Linked DNA regions of Homo sapiens: region 1 is linked to region 2. Evidence: read pairs that join two places in POLR2A ChIA-PET (ENCODE). Cell type or tissue: CD4-positive, alpha-beta T cell. All regions are shown on one strand. Links, peaks and the distances in the headings refer to the core of each region. The heading gives the core; the rest is flanking DNA.

The links. ChIA-PET counts read pairs that join two places held together with the same protein. Peaks named below come from ENCODE experiments on the same cell type or tissue, not always from the same donor. Only the 100,000 strongest peaks of a DNase experiment are listed, where the experiment ranks them.
Region 1: POLR2A ChIA-PET joins it to region 2 with 6 read pairs; 2 of 35 experiments call an interaction of 5 or more read pairs at or near these places.

What each region holds. Positions count from the first base shown.
Region 1 is chr19:58,210,143-58,226,358 of GRCh38, forward strand. ZNF274 (zinc finger protein 274) reads left to right here. Exons shown (of 8, transcript NM_133502.3): 7 at 1,418-1,544; 8 at 2,019-3,420. The coding sequence ends at 3,001. LOC105372479 (a long non-coding RNA gene) reads right to left here and starts at 6,679. Exons shown (of 2, transcript XR_936125.4): 1 at 6,590-6,679; 2 at 5,892-6,083. It also overlaps the pseudogene RPS15AP36 and the pseudogene LOC100419847. In CD4-positive, alpha-beta T cell, for the core only: no CTCF peak of the experiment used is centred there; a DNase peak (open chromatin) is centred at 9,009; H3K27me3 peaks cover 536 bases.
Region 2 is chr19:58,489,472-58,497,803 of GRCh38, forward strand. It overlaps a transcript of ZNF446 not described here and the pseudogene RN7SL693P. Among named protein-coding and RNA genes, the nearest start is that of ZNF446, 17 kb to the left of the region's middle. RefSeq lists a silencer at 391-685 and an enhancer at 495-554. In CD4-positive, alpha-beta T cell, for the core only: no CTCF peak of the experiment used is centred there; no DNase peak of the experiment used is centred there.

The sequences.
Region 1 (16,216 bases), core at 6,975-11,974, 270 kb before region 2:
CACTCTGCCCTGGGCTTTCCTAAGACCTCCCACAGGCTGGGACATTCTGAGATTCTGAGCTCTTAGGTCTGTGCTGAAGCAATCTGAGTATGAAGAGCAGCCCTGCCCTCCAGCCACTGTGGCATCACTGGAGACAACGCATGGTGACCCGGGAGCTGAGAAAGCAGGAGGCAAGAGGGAAGGGACTAAGTGTTTACAGAGACTTGAGAGGTGGAACTACCACAGGCAGGCACATCTGTATCCAGGTCAGAACAAGAGAGCCCTCAACCTTCAGAAATGCATACTTAGGTATTTATCTTTGGTATCTGGGATTTGCTTCAGAATAACCCAGAGCTGGGGTGTGGGTGAAAAAGATTGGTCCTGATGCGCTGACCACTGGGGTAGTGGTATGTATGTGTCATTGGTCAGACCTGTTTGCACTGCAAATGGCTTATACTGGCTCAAGCGTAGAAGTCAATTTATTGGCTCTCATGTATTCTCTGGTAGGCTTCAGGCAAGGCTGCATCCAGGTGCTCCCAGGTGATGGGAAGAATCTCTGGCCAACCTGTTTCATGGCTCTGCTTTCTCCCCTTTCTTCTTCTTTTTTTTTGAGATGGAGTTTCACTCTTGTTGCCCAGGCTGGAGTGCAATGGCGCGATCTCAGCTCACTGCAACCTCTGCCTCCCAGGTTCAAGTGATTCTCCTGTCTCAGCCTCCTGAGTAGCTGGGATTACAGACAGCTGCCACTACACCCGGCTAATTTTTGGTATTTTTAATAGAGACGGGGTTTCACCATGTTGGCCAGGCTGGTCTCGAACTCCTGACCTCAGGTGATCCACCCGCCTTGGCCTCCCAATGTGCTGGGATTATAGGTGTGAGCCACTGCGCGTGGCCACTCCCCTTTCTTCTTAGGCAGATTCTGCCCCATGTAAGCAAAATGCCTCAGATCCTGGCAAAGCAGCGTTGGGGGTACCTCTTCTTCCCAAAGTCCTGGTCAGTTCCCCAGAAAGGACCAGTCATGGCTGTGCCAGGGTGACTGCCCTCCCCCAGGTCAGCCCTGTCGACAAAGGCAGGGGCTTGGTTGTCATTTCCACCAAGTGGGAAGACAGTATTAATAGATGGAGAACCCTCTGCAGTGGGAAGATTTCAGCAATGGGCAAGCTGGATAGAGCCGTGGTTAGGATGGAGTTGTTTGCTTGTTGCACTTGGAGCTCTTTATGAAGCAAGGGCTCTGCCTCCCAGCCTGAGACCCAGACCCTGGTTTGGACCCAGTAGAACTCTTGTGGGCCCTGGGTTGGTGTCTCTGAGCAAATCCCCAAAGCAGGAGAGTCCCTAGCACCGTGAGCTCTGTCAGAACCTCCCAGCTGGCCTTTCTTCTGCCCTCATTGACAACCCTCTGACCCTCTTGCTGAGCATAGACACATATGTGATGTTACAGGAGCCAGTGACCTTCCAGGATGTGGCTGTGGACTTCAGCCGGGAGGAGTGGGGGCTGCTGGGCCCGACACAGAGGACCGAGTACCGCGATGTGATGCTGGAGACCTTTGGGCACCTGGTCTCTGTGGGTAAGGCTGTGCCCCCTCTTCACCCACCTCAGGGCTGGTAGGCCACAGGAGCCCCAAGTCAGGGGTGTTCACCTTCTCTAGACTCCACACTGGGCATTCCCTCAAGGGGCCCTTGCTGCATCCAGGGCCTGTAAGTGGAACTGTAGACCTAGAGGGGTGAGGTCACTGGGTGGCCAGAAGCAGCCTTAGGTCCGGTGAAGGAGTGATTTGCTATCTATCTCCTGAGGGAGTATGAGAGAACAGGAACTCGAAGAGCTCGGAGGACACTCCCTGCCCTTCCTGTCCCTTGTTCACCAAGGTCAGTGCTCCCCTCCCTGCCGCTTCATTGCTTTTCAGTCTCTCTCCAGGTTGCATGACTCTATTTGGGAGAAAAAAAAAATCCTGACTTTTGAACTTAATTATGCATTTCATGCTCTCAGACCCATCCCAGCACATCTCTCTATGGGATCCACATCTTTTGTTTATTTTTTTCAGGGTGGGAGACTACACTGGAAAATAAAGAGTTAGCTCCAAATTCTGACATTCCTGAGGAAGAACCAGCCCCCAGCCTGAAAGTACAAGAATCCTCAAGGGATTGTGCCTTGTCCTCTACATTAGAAGATACCTTGCAGGGTGGGGTCCAGGAAGTCCAAGACACAGTGTTGAAGCAGATGGAGTCTGCTCAGGAAAAAGACCTTCCTCAGAAGAAGCACTTTGACAACCGTGAGTCCCAGGCAAACAGTGGTGCTCTTGACACAAACCAAGTTTCGCTCCAGAAAATTGACAACCCTGAGTCCCAGGCAAACAGTGGCGCTCTTGACACAAACCAAGTTTTGCTCCACAAAATTCCTCCTAGAAAACGATTGCGCAAACGTGACTCACAAGTTAAAAGTATGAAACATAATTCACGTGTAAAAATTCATCAGAAGAGCTGTGAAAGGCAAAAGGCCAAGGAAGGCAATGGTTGTAGGAAAACCTTCAGTCGGAGTACTAAACAGATTACGTTTATAAGAATTCACAAGGGGAGCCAAGTTTGCCGATGCAGTGAATGTGGTAAAATATTCCGGAACCCAAGATACTTTTCTGTGCATAAGAAAATCCATACCGGAGAGAGGCCCTATGTGTGTCAAGACTGTGGGAAAGGATTTGTTCAGAGCTCTTCCCTCACACAGCATCAGAGAGTTCATTCTGGAGAGAGACCATTTGAATGTCAGGAGTGTGGGAGGACCTTCAATGATCGCTCAGCCATCTCCCAGCACCTGAGGACTCACACTGGCGCTAAGCCCTACAAGTGTCAGGACTGTGGAAAAGCCTTCCGCCAGAGCTCCCACCTCATCAGACATCAGAGGACTCACACCGGGGAGCGCCCATATGCATGCAACAAATGTGGAAAGGCCTTCACCCAGAGCTCACACCTTATTGGGCACCAGAGAACCCACAATAGGACAAAGCGAAAGAAGAAACAGCCTACCTCATAGCTCTCAAGCCAGTTGAAGAAACCTTGCCTTTTCAGCTTGACCCTGCAATATAACATGCACAGGCCTGCTTGTGAATCAGGACTGAATGTGAAAGGGAAGTATTGAGTGAGGACATTCCCAAAACCAAAGGACAACTGAGGAGACTGCCCAGCACATAATGAATAAATAAGAAAATGAGTGAGGAGTTATTAACATCATTTGGAAAAAAGATTTCCCATTCACTTGATATTGTTTGTTCACTCATTTAGTCATTAAAAGTGAGATTAATAAAATCTGAAAATGTTATATAATAACTTTAAAAAGCCAGGTAATTAATAATCTGCACTGATATTACATCCACAGTACCACAGTATTTATGTGTATGAATTAAGGATTAAAAGATAATGTGGATAAATAAACTATTGATCTATGTCTGTGTAGAACCTGTGTATTTCCTGCCTGCTTAAATATCTCTATAGTAATGATTAATATTTAAGCAACATTAAAACACAAGGAAGGAGATCATCAGATAGTTCTAGAAGATTCTGTGCAAGGCTGCAGCACCTTGGGCACAAGATACTATGTGAGTTGGGATGACTGAATCTTTCTGCTCCTTAGGGGGTTGTCATGATATGGTTAGGTGGAGGTAAGGAAAATTTAAACCCAAAGGGCTGGAAACCCCAGGCAAGTGTGGGGCTTCCTGGGAATATTCATGTTTCTTTTGTTATTTTTCGCACAGAATCTCATCCTGTCACCCAGGTTTGAGTGCAGAGGTAGAATCATAGCTTACTGTAGCCTCGAACACCTGGGCTCAAAGGATCACCTGGGCTCAAAGATCCTCCTGGCTCAGTCTTTCAAGTAGCTGGGACTATAGGCATGCACCACCATGCCTAGCTTCATTTGGTTTGTGTTTCCATTTTTCCTGAGAGACTATCACAAGGAAGGCAACTGCTCTGGCCAGGAGCCCATCACTAAGTTAAGCAAAAAGACACTGGCAATACTAGAGCATGTACTTGCCCACAGTTCACATTCTTTCTCCAGGTCACATAGCCCACAGTATATGACCCGCTCCATTCCTTGTTCTAGGCTCCACCTTTGCTCTTGAGTTCCATGTAACATTTAACATAAAACTCTGGATCAAAAATACTTAGGTTCAAGACACTGGTTGAGTGCTACTCTGCATAGCCTCTTTAGAACCCTTGGGTCTTGCCAACAAGGGTGAGGTGCAGTCGTGCCATCTAGGATGAGAGTACCTCCTTTCTCTGCAGAAGTGAAAAACCCTTGGAGACAGGACCAGAGTAGATACCTTGAGCCCATGTGCCTGGAGAATGATGGTGGTACACCAGCAGCCCTATTGCCATTCACACATTGGGCACAGGGCTTGTGGTTGCTATGTTGCTTCTAGTCATTTCAGCACTTTAATATGGCACATGTTAGCTTCTTTGAGAACATACACAGTTGAAGAACTTGCCCAGGGACGTTAGTTGGTAAAAACAGCCTCCTCAGCTGTTCAGAACTCTACAATATCACCTCTCAAGAATGAACCAAAGAATGGGACCCTTGAGATTAGAACCTGGTAAACTAAAAATTCCCAGATTCCAAATCCTAGACTGAGGGGTGAGTCCAAAGTTTTAGTGATGGCTTCAGGAACTGAGATGATGGTTTGAGCTGGGTCTGGGAAAATAAGGGACCCAGGAATAGGAAAGGGGGAGAACATACTAGGGTATGGGAGAGCTGATTGGAACTACAAAGTACAAGGCCAGTGGGTCCATTCCAAGGTATGGAATGGCTCATCTCATGGCTGGCACCTGGGCTTGAGGTGGCTCTAAGGCTGAGTTCAGTTGTGTTAGGTTCTCTCATCCAAAGAGCCAGGGTTCCAACAGTATTAGGCAGAAACAGCATGGCTTTTTCTGACCCAGCCTAGGTCACATGGTGTCACCCCAGGACAGTCTATCCTTTACAAGCCAGTCACTAAGGCCAGCCGGATTCAGTGGGAAGGGGGTTAAACTCCATCTCTTGAAGGGAGAGTACCAAGGTTAAGAAAGGCAGGAGAGTGTGGTGGCCAACTCTGGTTAAAAAGGTCTACAAGTATGCCAGCATTTACCTTTAAATACTGTGTATCCCCACCTGTGCTTGCAAGACAGGAAGAGGAAGGCAGGGAGAGAGGCTGCACATGTGGGAGCTGACCCACTAGACACAATTATTAGATGTAGTTTAAATCCTGGCTCTGCTCCTCACTGGGTCTGTGATTGTCAGAAAGAAGATTAATGCCTGGAGGGTCCACGTTCCATATATCCAGTACACCAGTGAAAAGGTACATGACGCTGGGCACAGTGGCTCACGCCTGTAATCCCAGAACTCTGGGAGGATCATCTGAGGCCAGGAGTTAGAGATCAGCCTGGGGAACATGGCAAGATCCTGTCTGGAAAAAAAAAAAAAAAAAAAGGCCAGGTGTGGTGATGCACCTGTAGTCCCAGCTACTCAGGAGGCTGAGGTAGGAGGAATGCTCGAGCCTAAGAGTTTGAGGCTGCAGTGAGCTATGATAGCACCTCTGCACTCCAGCCTGTGTGGGAGTGAGACCTTGTCTCAAAAATAAATTTAAAAATTGTAAAAAGAGGTTACAAAGATGTTAGCTTCTTTGAGAACACATGCAGTTGAGGAACTTGCCCAGGGATGTTGGTAAAAACAGCCTCTTCAGCCATTCAGAACTCTACAATATCACCTCTCAAGAATGAACCAAAGAGTGGGACCAATTAATTCCAGCACATCCACTTATTTGTTCAACAAGAGTGTCTGTATCATTTACCAAGAAGGATTAAAAAGTAATTTTGTTCTCTTTGTTCCTTTGTGGCTGATTTTTAATGCAGAGACTATGTATCCTGGATCTAGCCAGTTGAGCAAACTCTGATTAATTTTAATAGGTTTTACTAAAATCTGGATTTCCATACTTTTAATTTTATGTTAATCTTTGCATAGTTTTCTTCTGAATACAAAGTAACAGAAGATTTGATTTTTTAAAAATCTCTCTTTCCACCATCCTTTGGTGCCGTCGTCAAGGTGCGGATGAATATCCTGTCTGATGTTCTCAAGAGGATCAACAATGCTGAAGAGAGGCAAAAGACAGATTATTACTAGGAGGTGCTCCAAAGACATTCTCCGGTTTCTAATTGTGATGATGAAGCATGGTTACATTGGTAAATTTGACATCACTGATGATCACAGAGCTGGGGAAATTGTCGTGAACCTCACAGGCATGTTAAACAAGTGTGGAATGATCAGCCCCAGATTTGATGTACTCAAAGTTCTAGAAAAACGGCAGAATAATCTGCTTCCATCCTGCCAGTTTGGTTTCATTGTACTGACTTCAGCCGGCATCATGGACCACGAAGCAGCAAGACAAAAATACACAAAAGGGAAAATCCTGGGATTCTTTTTCTAGGGGTGTAATGCTTACAAAAAAAAATGCCTCCGTGGACTACAGTGCATCCAAAAACAAAATAACTGACATTTGTACCACACAAAAGTTACCCTCCAATAGTGTGATCTTTCTTTCTTAAGGTGTAAAACCACACTCGGGGTTGTGGTATTTGATGCTGTGCGAAATTTTACCTTCCCTCGCAGCTCGCGAGAATTTGCGGGGCCATTCAGCATGGCCAGCATGGGTCCGAGTGAGGAGGGTCCATCCTCATTGCACAGGCTACGGAGTGGCTCCCCGGGTACTTTCCAAGGCCAGGTCTCCACCTCGAAGTGCGTCAAAGGCTGCAGGCCCTGGGGAGGCTGACCAGGGCCCGAGGGAGGACGACAAGCGGGGACGTTGGCGGAGGGGTTAATGGCGGAGTCGCGATCCAGCCGAGCCCACAACTCTGGGAGGCTGGTTCTGCCTCTCTCCCGAAGCGTCGCCCGGCTAAGCTTCGAGCACCAGGACACACAACCGCCGACTATTCCAGAGCCCACAGTCGGCTTCACGCTGGAGGCCGGAAACGACACGTCCCCAAAGCCCGCGCGCGCGGCCCGCCAGAACTGACCTACCCAATCACCGCACCGCTGCGATCAAGCGGCGACACACGTTGCCGGGTAAGAGTCACGCTTTGGCAAATAAGCAACCTGCCTCATCCAATCAGCGTCTCGCCTGCCCGGTTAGTTCCTTGTCTTGCCCAACCAGATTCTTGCCTCCTCCATACCGCTACTTGCGTGTGCCGGTGCCTGGCCCAATCAGCGTCTTGCGCCTCTTCTCGCTCCCGGGCCTGGTGGAAACAGACTCAGGGCCATTTTGGCTACACCTGGGAGCAGGGCACCCTGGCGGCTGGCTGCGGCCGCTGCAGAGATGAATGGCCCCGGATCTGTGGAGGCTCGCCTGCCCCTGGGGACCCCGTCCTCGGCCTGGGGGGTAGTGTCAGGTGTGTTTGAACCAGAGCAATTCCATCTTGAATAGGGACTCTCTAAACTAAGGCTAAGACCGGTTGGGCTACATTCCCAGTAAGTTAAGGCATTCTTAGTCACAGGATGAGATAGGAGGTCGGTACAAGATACAGGTCATAAAAACCTTGCCGATAAAACAGCTTGCAATAAAGAAGCCGCCCAAAACCCACCAAAACCAAGATAGCGATGAGAGTGACCTCTGGTCGTCCTCGCTGCTACACTCTCACCAGGGCCATGACAGTTACAAATGCCATGGCAACGTCAGGAAGTTACCCTATATGGTCTAAAAAGGGGAGGCGTGAATAATCCACCCGATGTTTAGCATATCATTAAGAAATAACCATAAAAATGGGCAACCAGCAGTCCTCGGGGCTGCTCTGTCTATGGAGTAGCCATTCTTTATTCCTTTACTTTCCTAATAAACTTGCTTTCACTTTATGGACTGGACTTGAATTCTTTCTTGCATGAGATCCACAAACCCTCTCTTGAGATCTGGATCGGGACTCCCTTTCCGGTAACAGTGAGAGCCCAGACTGGAGACAGGTGGTCACAGGCTCCTAGGGGATTGGGGCCCTAGGGAGCCGTTGGTCTGTGCAACCGCCAGGCCCCGCCCGGGTCTCCTCATTAGGCTCAGGCGCACAAGCGCTGAGCTGGCCTGGTCCTCAATCACAGGTGAGAAGCATCCCGTTCCCACCTTGGGAATGGCCCAGCGCCTGCCGGTCCTAGACGCCCAGCCTGGCCTGGCCACGGACTCTTGGTGAAGGGTTGGGCTGCGCATCACTCAGCTGTGGTAGTGGTGATGATGGTAGGGGTGCTGGGGGACTCGAGCTGTGTCCTGAGCAGAAACTTGAAAGAAATGTGAGTAGCTCTGCCGGGACCACGCATCTCTAGGCACGCCCGGCAGGGGGAATATCGAGATGCTTACTACACCAGTTTGTGTTTTGCCATATCCAGGATCCTCAGTCTTATTTGCTGAATAATAATTTTTATTATTTACTTATTTACTTTTTGATAAGGAGTCTCACTCTGTCGCCCAGGCTGGAGTGCAGTGGCGCCATGTCGGCTCGCTGCAAGCTCCGCCTGCCGGGTTCACGCCATTCTCCTGCCTCAGCCTCCGGAGTAGCTGGGACTACAGGCGCCCGCCACGACGCCCTGCTAATTTTTTTTTTTTTTTTTAAGTAGAGACGGGGTTTCACCGTGTTAGCCAGGATGGTCTGGATCTCCTGACCTCGTGATCTGCCCGCCTCAGCCTCCCAAAGTGCTGGGATTACAGGCGTGAGCCACCGCGCCCGGCCTGCTGAATAATTTTTTTAAATCCATGCGTTAAAATTCAAAATTTATAAACTGATTTAAAAGGGATCATTTGGGTCGCGCCCTGTGGGTCAGGCCTGTAATCCCAGCACTTTGGGAGGCCCAGACGGGTGAATCGCTTGAGCCCAGGAGTTCGAGATCAGCCTGGGCAACACAGCAAGACTGCATATCTGGGAAAAAAAAATGCTGGGCATGGTGGCACACACCTGTAGTCCTAGCTACTTGGGAGGATCGCTTGAGCCCAGGAGTTGGCTGCTGCAGTAAGCTGTGATTGTACCGCTGCACTCCAGCCTGGCCAGCAGAGGGAGACCTTGTCTCAAAAAAAGAGGGGTGGGGGGGTGGGGCCTTTTGGTTATTTACTTGCCAAAATAAACGTGAGTTAAATACAGTTGGTTAAAGGCCCAGCGCAGTGGCTCACACCTGTAATTCTAAAACTTTGGGAGGCTGAGGTGGGTGGATCACTCGAGGTCAGGAGTTCGAGACCAGCCTGGGCAACCTGGAGAAATCCGTTCTCTACCAAAAATACAAACATTAGCCAGGCACACCTGTAGTCCCAACTACTCAGAATCCTGAGGCAGGAGAATCCCTTGAACACAGGAGGCAGAGGTTGCACTGATCCGAGATCATGCCACTGCACTCCAGGCTGGACAACAGAGTGAGTGAGACTCCATCTCAAAATCATCATCATTATCATCATCTACAAGGGGAAAATGGCAGAAGTTAAGACAATTTTGAACAGGAAGAACAATGTACGGAATGTCTTACCAAAATGAAAGTGTGTATTGTTAAGCTGAAGTAATTAAAACTGTGACCCTGGAGCAGACAGAGACAGAGCAATGCAACAAAGCTATGTAGAGATGGCATTTGTGGCATATGATAAAGCAGCCATTTTTAAGTTATCCAGAAAAGAGGGAATGTTCTGAAAATGTGCTGGGAGAGTATATAGTTGTCTGGAAGAAAATTAAGTCAGACCTCCATCATACCATACAGAAAGTTAAATTTCAGAGGGATGAAAGAACATAGGGCCAGGCACAGTGGCTCATGCCTGTAATCCCAGCACTTCGGGAGGCTGAGGCGCGGGCAGATCACCTGAGGTCAGGAGTTCGAGATAAGCCTGGCCAACATGGTGAAACGCCATCTCTACTAAAAATACAAAGATTAACCGGGTGTGCTGGCAGACGTCTGTAATCACAGCTGCTCGGGGGGCTGAGACAGGAGAATTGCTTGAACCCGGGAGGCAGAGGTTGCAGTGAGCCAAGATCACAACACTGCAGTCCAGCCTAGGTGATGGAGCAACACTCTGTCTTAAAAAAAAAAAAAAAAGAGCCAAGCGTGGTGGCTCATGCCTGTAACCCCAGCACTTTAGGAGGCCAAGGTGGGCAGATCACCTGAGATCAAGAGTTCGAGACCAGCCTGGCCAACATGGCAAAACCCCATCTCTACTAAAAGTACAAAAATTAGCCAGGCGTGGTGGTGGGTGCCTGTAATCCCAGCTACTCAGGAGGCTGAGGCAGGAGAATTGCTTGAACCCGGGAGGCGGAAGTTGCAGTGAGCTGAGATGGAGTCACTGCACTCCAGCCTGGGCGACAAGAGTGAGACTCCGTCTCAAAAAAAAAAACAAAAAAAAAATCACACTCAACAATTTATCAAAAGGATGACAGTATATTTAAACTCAGGAATGCAAGAATGCTTCAGGCCGGGCATGGTGGCTCACACCTGTAATCCCAGAACTTTGGGAGGCCGAGGCAGGTGGATCACGAGGTCAGGAGATCGAGACCATCCTTGCTAACATGGTGAAACCCCATCTCTACTAAAAATACAAAAAATACAAAAAATTAGCTGGGCGTGGTGGTGGGCGCCTGTAGTCCCAGCTACTGAGGCAGCAGAATGGCGTGAACCCGGCAGGCGGAGCTTGCAGTGAGCCAAGATTGCGCCACTGCACTCCAGCCTGGGTGACAGAGCGAGACTCCGTCTCACAAAAAAAAAAAAAAAAAAAAAAGAAAATGATTTAAAAGATCAAAAGGAAAAATAAATGCTTATGACAGTCTGACAGCCAAGAAAATTATAATCAAAATAACAGTCAAGGAACCGGCCTTGCTTGATATTAAAATGTCATTATAATCTCAACAGAATGGTATTATATTATTATTTATTTGTTTGTTTATGTATTTATTTTTGAGACGGAGTCTCGCTCTGTCGCCCAGGCTGGAGTGCAGTGGCACGATCTCGGCTCACTGCAAGCTCTGCCTCCCGGGTTCACGCCATTCTCCTGCCTCAGCCTCCCGAGTAGCTGGGACTACAGGTGCCCGCCACTATGCCCAGCTAATTTTTTGTATTTTTAGTAGAGACGGGGTTTCACTGTGTTAGCCAGGATGGTCTCGATCTCCTGACCTCGTGATCCACCCGCCTCGGCCTCCCAAAGTGCTGGGATTACAGGAGTGAGCCACCGTGCCCGGCCTATTGATTTATTTTTTTGACACGGAGTCTCACTCCCTCACCCAGGCTGGAGTGCAATGGCGCGATCTTGGCTCACTACAACCCCCGCCTCCCGGATTCAAGCGATTCTCCTGCCTCAGCGTCCCCAGTAGTTGGGATTACAGGCGTCCGCCACCACTCCCGGCTACAGAATGGTATTATTATAAGAATTGACAAATGGATGTGTGGAAGAAAAATGATAGCTTATTTGAAAAGTGATTTTGGGAGAATTCTAGCTTTCCCAGTAAGCTGATGCCTGCATCAGACCTCAAACAAAAGTAATTCCTAATAGACTAATGATTTGTATGTTTTTAAAATTTTTTTTATATTTTGAGATGGAGTCTTGCTCTGTCACCCAGGCTGGAATGCAGTGCCGAGATCTTGGCTCACTGCAACCTCTGCCTCCCAGGTTCAAGCGATTCTCCCCGCTCAGCCCCACTAGTAGCTGGGATTACAGGCGCGTGGCATAATGCCCTGGCTAATTTTTGTATTTTTAGTAGAGACAGGGTCTCACCATGTTGGCCAGGCTGTTCTCAAACTCCTGACCTCAAGCTATCCACCCGCCCTGGCTTCCTAAAGTGCTGGGATTACAGGCTTGAGTCACCGCACCTGGCCAGATTTGCATGTTTTAAAAAGTGCAAAAGAAAATTTAGAAGACTACATAAACATAAAATCTGTGGCTTGCAATACTTTTTAAAGCAAGACAAAAAACTCAGATCTATTCATAAAGGAAGAGTAGACAACATACTTTACATAAAAAGAATTTTTTTTTTTTTCGAGACAAAGTCTTGTTCTGTCACCTAGGCTGGAGTGCAGTGGTGCAATCTCGGCTCACTGCAACCTCTGCCTCCTGAGTTCAAACGATTCTCATGCCTCACCCGCCTGAGTCGCTGGGATTACAGGCATGCACCGCCAGGCCTGGCTGATGATTGTATTTTTAGTAGAGATGGATTTTGCCATGTTGGCCAGGCTGTCTTGAACTGGCCTCAAGTGATTCTCTTGCCTGAGCTTCCCAAAGTGCTGAGATTACAAGCATGAGCCACTGCATCTGGCCTAAAAAGAATTTTTTGTATGCTAAAATAGATACCATAAATTTAAAAAGAGAATAAACTATGTATTGAGAAAAATATTTGTTACACAAATGACAGACGAGATTAACATTGATAAACTATCATGAACGCCTATAAAGTGCCAAAAAAGAAAAAAATATTAATTAGACAAAACACAGAAAACAAAACCTCAAATAACCAGTAAGAATATGTAAAGATCCTGAAATCACAAGTAGCTAGGGAATACAAATTACACAAAATGTTACTTTTACCCAAAATACTGGCAAAATACAAAGGATAATACCCAATGCTGGAAAGAATAGGGACTATTATTCTCACTTTGGAAAGTAATTTGGTAATACCTAAGAGAATCAAAAATACACTTATCCTTCAACTTGTGCAGTCCCACTGGAGGGGCTCTGACCTATAGAAATGAAGGCACTAATTCTGGGTGTCCGGGGGTGTTTACTACAGTATTGTTTATGTTGTGTTTGGAAATAGAGAAGAGTGTGGGAGGTGAATGCTAGGATTTTACACTGAAAGAGGTGCAGATGAGGGGGAAGAAGTAGGCTGGAGCAAATTGAAAGTGATGTCTGCTATAATTAGTTAAGAGAAAATATGAATGTAAGGTTCAATGTATGAAGTTTTTTTTTTTCTTTTTCTTTTTTTTTTTTTTTTTTTAGACAGTCTTGCCCTGTTGCCCAGGCTGGAATGCAATGGCATGACCTTGGCTCACTGCAACCTCTGCCTCCCAGATTCAATCAATTCTCCTGCCTCAGCCTCCCGAGTAGCTGAGCCTCCCGCCACCATGCCTGGCTAATTGTTGTATTTTTAGTAGAGACAGGGTTTCACCGCGTTGGTCAGGCTGGTCTTGAACTCCTGACCTTGTGGTCTGCCCACTTCAGCCTCTCAAAGTGCTGGAATTACAGGCGTGAGCTACTGAGCCCAGCCACAAGGTATGAAGTTTTTCTAGACATGTAAAAGTGAGCATGCACTTGGGCAAAAACGAGAGTCATCCAAAAATGAAAACATAAGATTTAATTTCAGGATGGGAGTCTATGTCATCTTCTATTTGAATTTTCTGTTATTTCCTGAGTTCCAACTTTTTTCCACTCCAGATAATTCATACTATAATATTTCCATAAACCTGGCTCACAGAATAAAAGTTTGAAAAATAAGTTTATTTCAATAATCATTAGAAAAATTATAGTCGGGCACGGTGGCTCATGCCGGTAATCCCAGCACTTTGGGAGGCCGAGGCTGGCAGATCACGAGGTCAGGGATTCGAGACCAGCTGATCAACATAGTGAAACCCCGACTCTACTAAAAGTACAAAAATTAGCAGGGCGTGGTGGTGCGCGCCCATAATCCCAGCTACTCAGGAGGCTGAGGAAGGAGAATTGCTTGAACCTGGGAGGCAGAGGTTGCAGTGAGCCAAGATCGCACCACTGCACTCCAGCCTGGGCGACAGAACGAGACTCTGTCTCAAAAAAAAAAATTATGGAAGTGAAAAATTGTGCAAAAATGAGTGTGTACCAACTTTCTGTCAGAGCTTCACCTTAATCATCTAATAAGAAAGCAAACAAAAGATAAACTGTATAAGCATGCCAACAATAATCTTTATTTCTGCCATGTTTTACCCTTTAATATTCAGAAGAAAAGTCATACAGGAGGAAAATTTTATAACTATAGTAAATATAGACAACTTGAACAACACTAGATCTCTACTGGCCAAAAGGAAAAAACAAAAAACAACCCCCAGTATATCCCTAAATGTACACCAGAGAATCTTAAAAGATAAAATAATTTGGCCAGGCACGGTGGCTCCCGCCTGTAATCTCAGCACTTTGGGAGGCCGAGGTGGGCGGATCACGAGGTCAGGAGATCGAGACCATCCTGGCTAACACGGTGAAATTCCATCTGTACTAAAAATACAAAAACAAAATTAGCCAGGCATAGTGGCGGGGGTCTGTAATCCCAGCTACTCCAGAGGCTGAAGCAGGAGAGTGGCATGAACCCAGGAGGCGGAACTTGCAGTGAGCAGAGATCGCACCACTGCACTACAGCCTGGGCAACAAAGCAAGACTCAAAAAAAAAAATAAAATAATTCATGTGATTATAATAAATTTGAGAAAAACTTCTTTTATAGCTCTTGCCTTTCTCAAAGGGGGAGGACTCATCCTGGAGAGAAACCCCATGGATGTATTCAACATGGTAAATCTTTTTGATGGAGCTCTCACCTAGTTGCACATCACAACTTATACCAGATAGAAAATTTATGAATGTAATCAATGTGGAAAGTTTTTCAGCCTGGTGCTCCCACCTTGTTAGACGTATACTGAAGACTCTGGGAACATCGGGAACGTCAGAGAGCTTTCAGCAGGAGATCTCATCTAATTGGGCAATAGAAAACTCATACTGAAGAAAAACAATTCCATGTAATCAATGTGAGAAATATTTCAGTGACATCCTTGATTTTAATTGGCATCAGGGAAAGTGTAATAGAGAGAAGCCTTATGAATGTAGTCAAGGTAGGAAATCTTTCTATACAGCTCTGGCCTTGTTGCACATAAAATAACTCATACTGGAAAGAAGCTTCGTGACTGTAATCAGTGTTGGAAATGGTTCAGTTAGAGTTCTCACTTGTTGCTCATCAGATAAATCATACCGGTGAGAAACTGCGAGTGTCCTGAGTGTAGGAAATCAGCTGGAGCTGATTACTTATATGGCATCAGAGATTTCACATTAGAGAGAAACCTCATGAATGTCACTGGTGTGGAAAATCCCGCAGCAAGAATTCTCACCTTATTGAACAGCAAATAACTCATTCTGGAGAGAAGCCTATAAATGTAGTCAACGTGGAAAAACTTTCAGACAGAATTATTATTGTGTATGCACCAAAAAATTCATATGGGCAAAAGCCAACATGAATGTCTAAATGTGAAAAAGCCTTCAGGAGACTATCTGACCTTATGGAACACCAGATCATTCATAATAGAGAGAAACTGTATGCATATAATCAGTGCAGAAAGGCCTTTCAGGCAGCATTCTAATCATGTCAGGCACCAGATAACTCATTCTTGAGTCAAACTGTTAATGAACTTTTTATTTATTTTATTTTATTTTTGAGATGGAGTCTCGCTCTGTTGCCCAGGCTGGAGTGCAGTGGCGTGATCTCGGCTCACTGCAAGCTCCGCCTCCTGGGTTCACGTCATTCTCCTGCCTCAGCCTCCCAAGTAGCTGGGACTACAGGTGCCCGCCACCATGCCCGGCTAATTTTTTGTATTTTTTTTTTGAGATGGAGTCTCCCTGTTGCCCAGGCTGGAGTGTGGTGACACAATCTCAGCTCACTGCAACCTCCACCTCCCGGGTTCAAGCTATTCTCCTGCCTCAGCCTCCCGAGTAGCAGGGATTACAGACACACACCACCATGCCCAGCTAATTTTTTTGTATTTTTAGTAGAGACGGGGTTTCACCATGATGGCCAAGCTGGTTTTGAACTCCTGACCTCAAGTGATCCGCCCGCCTCGGCCTCCCAAAGTGCTAGGATTACAGGCGTGAGCCACCGTGCCCGGCCTAATTTTTTGTATTTTTTAGTGGCGACGGGGTTTCACCATGTTAGCCAGGATGGTCTCGATCTTCTGACCTCGTGATCCACCTGCCTTGGCCTCCCAAAGTGCTGGGATTACAGGCGTGAGCGACCGCACCTGGCCAATGAACTTTTTAAATTGAGACAGGGTTTCACTCTGTCATCCAGGCTGGAGTATAGTGGCAAGATCATCACTCCCTGCAGCCTCAACCTCTTGGTCTCAAGTGATCTTCCAACCTCAGCCTCCCAAAGTTCTGGGGTTACAGGTGTGAGGCATTGTGCCCAGCCATAACTTTTAAAAGATTTTCTTCCCTTTTATTTAGACATCAAGGTAAAAGTAACTTTTTTTTTTTTTTTTTTTGAGTCAGAGGCAGGCTGGAGGAGTGCAGTGGC
Region 2 (8,332 bases), core at 1,190-6,189:
CTCTGCTCCCTGAATGCTCAGGGAGACTGATCTGAGTGATAACAAAACCCTTGTCTCCCGCACAGCTGGCTCTGCGTGAATTACCCTTTCTCTACTGTAATTCCCCCGTCTTGAGAAATCAGCTGTGTCCAGGCAGCAGGAAAGGTGAACCCACTGGGCAGTTACGCTACCAATCCTGTGATATGATTGTGTCACATGGCATGGTTGCCCTTTTTTCTTTTTGACAGTCTTGCTGTCACTCAAACTGGAGTGTGGTGGCGCGATCTCGGCTGACTGCAACCTCCGCCTCCCAGGTTCAAGCAATTCTTGTGCCTCAGCCTCCCAAGAAGCTGGAGTACAGGCCCACGCCACCACGCCTGGCTAATTTTTGTATTTTTAGCAGAGGTGGGGTTTCACCATGTTGGCCAGGCTGGTCTTGAACTCCTGGCCTTGGCCTCTCAAAGTGCTGGGATTACAGGCATGAGCCACCGCACCAGCCGTAGTTTTGTTTTCTTGAGACAATCTCACTCTGTCACCCAGGCTGGAGCAAAGTGGTAGAGTCATAGCTCCCTGCAACCTAGAACTCCTGGGCTCAAGTGACCCTCCCACTTCAGCCTCCCCAGTAGCTAGGACAACAGGCACGTGCCACCAGACCTCGCCTTTTTTTTTTTTTTTTTTTTTTGAGACAGAGTCTTGCTGTGCTGTCCAGGATGGTCTCAAATTTCTGGCCTCAAGTCATCCTCCTGCCTCAGCCTTCCAAAGCTCTCAGATTATAGGCATGAGCCACCATACCTGGCCCCATAGTTGAACTTAAAATAGACTATATGATTATCTGGGGGTGTGGGGGGGCTGATCTAGCTACATGATCCCTTTTAAAACATGGAGCTCTTGGCGGGCATAGTGGCTCACACCTGTAATCCCAGCACTTTGAAAGGCCGAGGCAGTCGGATCACCCGAGGTGGTCGGATCACCCAAGATCTATAATTTGAGACCAGCCTGGCCAACAGGGCAAAAACTCATTTCCGCTAAAAATACAAAAATTAGCCGGGCATGGTGGCACGTGCCTGTAATCCCAGCTACTTGGGAGGCTGAGGCAGGAGAATTGCTTGAACCCGGGAGGCGGAAGTTGCAGTGAGCCGAGATCATGCCACTGCACCCTAGCCTGCGTGACAGAGCAAGACTCCATCTTGGAAAAAAAAAATACAAAAATTAGGCCAAGCGCAGTGGCTCACGCCTGTAATCCCAGCACTTTGGGAGGTCGAGGCGGGTGGATCACGAGGTCAGGAGATCGAGACCATCCTGGCCAACATGGTGAAACCCCATCTCTACTAAAAATAAAAAAATTAGCCAGGCGTGGTGGTGGACGCCTGCAATCCCAGCTACTCAGGAGGCTGAGGCAGGAGAATCGCTTGAACCTGGGAGGTGGAGGTTGCAGTGAGCTGAGATCATGCCACTGCACTCCATCCTGAGCAACAGAGCAAGACTCTGTCTCAAAAAAAGAGAAATGCCTATTTTTATTTTTTTTGAGACAGAGTCTTGCTGTGTCGCCCAGGCTGGAGTGCAGTGGCATGATCTTGGCTCAGCGCGACTTCCACCTCCCAGATTCAAGCAATTCTCCTGCCTCAGACTCCCAAGTAGCTGGGATTACAAGCACAGGCCACCACGCCCGGCTAATTTTTATATTTTTAGTAGAGATGGGGTTTTGCCCTGTTGGCCGGGCTGGTCTCAAACTCCTGGCCTCAAGGGATCTGTCTGCCTCACCTTACCAAAGTGTTGGGATTACAGGCGTGAGCCACCACTCCCGGCCCCATACATTTATTTTAAAGTAAATTTCCACATCTTGCAATAATAAAATAAACAGTATTTCAAGTCACCTTAAAATAGATAATGTCTACATTAATAGATGTTCATCCACACAGCCCCGTTTATCACCTGGAACCATACTTGAGAAGTCCTGCCTACCAGTGTCCATCACCAGCTCCATTCCTCTGTAGTTGGTGCCATCTGCAAGAATCGAGCCCCTTCCTGGGGTTTGCACAGGCTGCAGCCTCCTCCTACTACAGCAGATGCCAAAGGGCACTGGGCATGGTGTGGGGGTCAGTTCACTTTCACACAGGGCTTGTGTTTTCCGTGGTCTCGGCAACACCAACAGTGTCTGAACATGACTGCACAGACATTGGTGCCCGCCGCTGCTTGTGAGCTCCAAGACCATCTCTCCTTCTGTGGGTGCCCCACTTATCTCACTTTTTGACCCCTCCCCAGGTCTCTGGAACCCTCTCTTCAGTCTTGACTTCCTGCTGGCCTGTCTGGACCAGGTCTGTCAGTCCTACTCCCCAGCACCAGATGGGCCCTAAGAATCCCCCTCCTGCCACACCTGCTATTTCCTCATATCCAGCCTCTCAGGCTACGATCACCACGCCACCCTTCCAGAAGGTTCCTTCCAACCGCCCTTCCGAAAAGGCCCTCTCCATGGCCCTCTTGTCAATGACTCACTCCCAGCATGGACAGCAGAGACGTGACCCACACCTCTAACCCATGAGGCTCTGCCCAGCCCTCCCTGGACATGTCAGAAAACAGAGAGACCCTAGTCACTGTGGGTCCAGAGGCAGGACCAGCAGCCACGTCCATGCCTTTTCAGAGCACCCTCACCAGGGTAAGGCAAGTTCTAGCAAGGCAGAGAGGGATCTGTGTGAGGAGGTACCTCTCATTACCACCACTGTTAATCATCATTGACTTATTCATTCATAGAGAAAAAGTCATCTTGAACCATCAAACCCGAGAGCATAATGTCGGATACGGAAAGTCGGTGGGAGAAGTCATCTGTCATTAGGGGTGGGAGCGGGGAACTTAACACGGGCATCCAGGAAAAGGCAGGATGAGAAGAAACCGTGGACTTGGTAAAGTCTGTAAGAAACGTCACCATCTGAGCCATCGCTACAGCATCTGCCTGTATTTCTCACATGCTTACATGAAAGGCATTATTTATTCACTTGGACAACAAAGGCTGCTTTTCGTGAGAGTCACTGGTCCTCCCATGAGGGCATCCACCGATACTTCAAGAATCCTTCCTGGGGCCGGGCACAGTGGCTCACGCCTGTAATCCCAGCACTCTGGGAGGCTAAGGGGGGGGCGGATCACGAGGTCAAGAGATCGAGACCATCCTGGGTAACACGGTGAAACCTCGTCTGTACTAAAAAATACAAAAAAAAAAAAATTAGCCAGGCGTGGTGGCGGGCGCCTGTAGTCCCAGCTACTCAGGAGGCTGAGGCAGGAGAATGGCGTGAACCTGGGAGGCGGAGCTTGCAGTGAGCCGAGATTGCGCCACTGCACTCCAGCCTGGGAGACAGAGCTAGACTCCATCTCAAAAAAAAAAAAAAAAAAAAAAAAAAAGGAAGAAAGAAAGAAAGAAACAATCCTTCCTAGGACAGTGAATCACTCCTATAATCCCAGCACTTTGGGAAGCTGAAGCAAGACGATCGCTTAAGCCCAGGAGTTCGAGACCAGCCTGGGTAACACAGTAAGATCCCAACTCTACAAAAGAAAATATGTTTTTTTTAATTAGCAAGGCATGATGGTGCATGCCTGCAGCCCCAGCTACTGGGGGGGATCACTTGAGCCTAGGAGGTCAAGGGTGCAGTGAGCGATGATGGTGCCACTGCACTCCAGCCTGGGTGACAGAGCGAGACCCTATCTCAAAAAAGAAAAAAAAAAACAAAAAAACCAGTCCCCACACTAGCAGCCACCCATAAGAATATAAAGAAAGCATGGTGCCCTCCACCACCTTTTACTTCTATACCTAACCAGCAATTTTGGGGGGAAAAGACATAAATGGGAAAGAGTTCTGACACATGACTAGCTAAGAAGGTTTTGAAATAAAAGTAAAGAGTAGGAATTCCGCCAGGTGCAGTGGCTCACACCTGTAATCCCAGCACTTTGGGAGGCCGAGGCAGGTGGATCACCTGAGGTCAGGGGTTCGAGACCAGCCCGGCCAACATGGTGAAACTCCATCTCTACTAAAAATACAAAAATTAGCCAGGAGTGGCGGCATACACCTATAATCCCAGCTACTCAGGAGGCTGAGGTGGGGGAATCGCTTCAACTTGGGAGGCAGAGGTTGCGGTGAACTGAGATCAAGCCACTGCACTCCAGCTTGGACAACAGAGAGAGACTCCTTCTCAAAAAAAAAAAAAAAAAAAAAAAAAGAGAGAAAGAAAAAGAAAAAAAAAAAAAAAAAAAAAATATATATATATATATATATATATATATATATATATATTACAAGCCTATGCTAATTACAGCAGCTTGGGACAGGAGAAACAGAAAGACTTATAGAATGAAATTAAGAATACGCTGGGTGTGGTGGCTCACGCCTGTCATCCCAGCACGTTGGGAGGCCAAGGCGGGCAGATCACCTGAGGTCAGGAGTTCGAGACCAGCCTGGCCAACATAGTGAAACCCCATCTCTACCAAAAAAATGCAAAAATTAGCTGAGCCTGGTGGCACATGCCTGTAATCCCACCTACTCAGGAGGCTGAGACAGGAGCATCACTTGAACCTGGGAGGCAGAGGTTGCAGTGAGCCCAGATTGTGCAACTGTACTCCAGCCTGGGTGACAGAGTGAGACTACGTCTCAAAAAAAAAAAAAAAAAAGGGTGCAGTGGCTCACACCTGTAACCCCAGCACTTTGGGAGGCCGACGTGGGTGGATCACGAGGTCAAGAGTTCAAGACCAGCCTGGTCAAGATGGTGAAACCCCGTCTCTACTAAAAATACAAAAATTAGTCAGGTGTGGTAGTGTGTGCCTGTAATCCCAGCTACTCAGGAGGCTGAGGCAGGAGAATCACTTGGTTCCGGGAGGCGGAGTTTGCAGTGAGCCAAGATAGTGCCACTGCACTCCAGCCTAGGCAACAAGAGTGAGACTCCATCTCAAAAAAAAAAAAAAAAAAAAAGAAGAATAAAATGTGTGTCACCAGCCCCCAGCACATCCCCTCCACAATAGTAGAGTGTAGGGTAGGGCTCTGCCTGCTCATTTCGCCCCAGGAGGCCAACCCTCCCTGATAGTCCAGGATATTTTTGGAAAAAAAAAAAAAAGGTGCTTTTCCGTCTCCCCAAGATCCTCAAGTTCAACTAGACATTTCCTATATAAATGTTTTGTTCTGCCTGTTCATTTTGGTGGGTGCCCTTTTCTCCCTTCCCCACCACCCGTGCTCCTCCCAGTCTGCCCCTGGCCTCCAGCCCTGAGGATCAGTTGAGGTAGGGTCCCTGGTATTCCGTACCCTCCTCCCTTTGTTTCTGTTGGTTGTCACTCCTGCTGAATGTATTGCTTTTTAATACTGTACTGCAGGTTTTTTTTAAATAAAATTGTTTGGAAAGTAAAAGAGAAAAGGAATAACGTGTGTGATATATTGAATAAAAAACACTTCATAGATCTGTAGTCTAGTGGGGGAATAAGAAAAAGTTTTAAAATTTTTATTTATTTTAGAGACAGGGTCCTGCCTCTGTTGCCCAGGCTGGATGGAGTGCAGCAGCACAATGATAGCTCACTGTTACCTCAAACTCCTGGGCTTAAGCCATCCTCCTGCCTCAGCCTGCCCAGTAGCTAGGACTAAAGGTGCACAATACCACTCCTGGCTAATTTTTTTACTTTTAATTTTTTTTCTAGAGACGTGGTCTCACTATGTTGCCCAGGCTGATCTTGACCTCCTAGGGTGAAGTGGTCCTCCGACCCTGGCCTCCCAAAGTGCTAGGATTACAAGCATGAGCCACTGCACCCAGCCAAAAATTATATTATTATTTAAATTTATTTATTTATTTATTTTTATTTTATTTTTTGAGACGGAGTCTCGCTCTGTCGCCAGGCTGGAGTGTAGTGGTGCAATCTCAGCTCACTGCAACCTCTGCCTCCCCAGCTCAAGAGATTCTCCTGCCTCACCCTCCCGAGTAGCTGGGACTACAGGCATCCGCCACCACACCCAGCTAATTTTTTGTATTTTTAGTAGAGACGGGGTTTCACCATGTTGGCCAGGCTGGTCTCGATCTCTTGACCTCATGATCCACCCACCTTGGCCTCCCAAAGTGCTGGGATTTCAGGCCTGAGCCACCGCGCCCGCCTATTTATTTTTTCTGAGACGGAGTCTTGCCCTGTCACCCAGGCTGCAGTGCAATGGCGCCATCTCAGCTCACTGCAACTTTTACCTTCTGAGTTCAAGTGATTCTCCTGCCTCAGCCTCCTGAGTAGCTGGGATTACAGGCATGCACCACCACACCTGGCTAATTTTTTGTATTTTTAGTAGAGACGGGGTTTCACTATGTTGGCCAGGCTGGTCTCAAACTCCTGACCTCATGATCCACTCACCTCGGCTTCCCAAAGTGCTGGGATTACAGGCGTCAGCCACTGCACCCAGCCTCAAAAATTATTATTATTATTTTGAGACAGACTCTCAGCTCTGTTGCCTAAAGTGGAGTGCAGTGGTGCAATCTTGGCTCACTACAACCTCCACCTCCCAAGTTCAAGCGATTCTCCTGCTTCAGCCTCCTGAGTAGCTGGGATTACAGGTGCATACCACCACACCCAGCTAATCAAATATTATTTTTTAATCCTTGCAAATGTAATAGCAAAAACTATGAATGCCCCAAGCTAGCTAGGGCTTAGGGAGGCACGGATTTGTATAAAGTGCTGGTGAACTTGTAAAGCTGAGGATCCACAGTGAGATATTTCTACAACATCCACACCCTCTGATCCAACACCTGCAACAATGGGCTTGGCAAGTAACTCATGGGGAAAGCACCTCTCTTGGCTGGGGCTTCCTCAACTATGGTGGGAGCAACACAACACAACTCATCCCATGAGATGTGGTGAAGATATCAGCTCTAGGCCAGGCACAGTGGCTCACACCTGTAATCCCAGCACTCTGGGAGGCCGAGGTGGGAGGATCATGAGGTCAGGAGATCTAGACCATCCTGGCTAACACGGTGAAACCCCCTCTCTACTAAAAATACAAAAAGAAAGCCGGGCGTGGTGGCGGGCACCTGTAGTCCCAGCTACTCAGGAGGCTGAGGCAGGAGAGTGGCATGAACCCGGGAGGCGGAGCTTGCAGTGAGCTGAGATTGCACCATTGCACCACAGCCTCGGTGATAGAGCGAGACTCTGTCTCAAAAAAAAAAAAAGTATCAGCTCTAGCCTGGCCCCAGGTGAGTCCACAAGGGTTATTCTTCTTTTTTTCCCACTATACTAACAAGGACGTGAGGGTTCTTTTTTTTTTTTTTTTTTTTTTTTGAGACGGAGTCTCACTCTGTCACCCAGGCTGGAGGAGTATGAAGGAACTGGACAACCTACTGTGTGCGTGGGAGGATCCAAGTCCAGTTGTATGAAAGGGCCAGGGCTCTTCAGGGAACATGTGGGGCTCCACTGGCCACACAGGGCACAGAAATAGCAAGTCACAACAACTATCACTTCGCAGAAGAGAATTACAGTGCACGGCCACCACCAATGACAAACAGATGCTCATAGTGGGACCCCAACTGAAAAGGATACTGTCTCAGCTCCAGGCTGCAGGGCTGACAGGAAGAGCCTCGAATGCTACCAGGAACTCTGTGAAGCCCAGCTGCCTCACAGCCCACGTGGGGTGCTGCCTGCACTGCTCCCTTCGAAGGCTAGTTCTGTCTCAAAGTGGCCCATAGCCTGATGAGGAGGCTGAGGCACGGGAGAGCACAGTATTGTGCCAAACCCCTACTGACTCCAATGGGGACGGCACCAGGTTCAAGAGGCCGAAGAAGAGACTAAGAGCCAGCAAACAAGATGTAGGGTTTTACTGGGGGCTTACATACCGGGGAGAGTCCAGGGGCGGTGGGCTGGGCAGGAGAACCACTTGCAAAAAGCATGCAGTTTATATGGCATTTTCACTTAACATCCTCCCCCTGGCAACCTTCATTTAACTGAAAGCAAAAGGCCAGGATCCCTTATACCACCAGCATTCCATGGGACAGGGCTAAGGACCCAGATGTTCCTCAAAAATAAGGAATGAATCTCTGAGATTCCTTAGCTGGGAACTCTGAACCACACTCAGGTGCGTCTGCCACACAGGGCCATTCTCAGGTGTGCTTAAGCATTGCTGTGGGGTGTGTTTACTATGCACACGAGAAGGGATGGGCAGGGTCGCAGTCTGCAGCACTGCCCACGGACAGCCCTTTGCATATGGCGTTTACTGCTGTGGGGTTCCTTTTCTCACCATCATCACCCCAGCTGTGCTCCCAAAGTTAACCCATGGACCACCGGCCTGGCACCACCACAACTGTTCCAGTGTCTGTAGCCTCACCTTCAGTTCCTACTGGGCCGAGAAGCCTTGGAGGCAGAG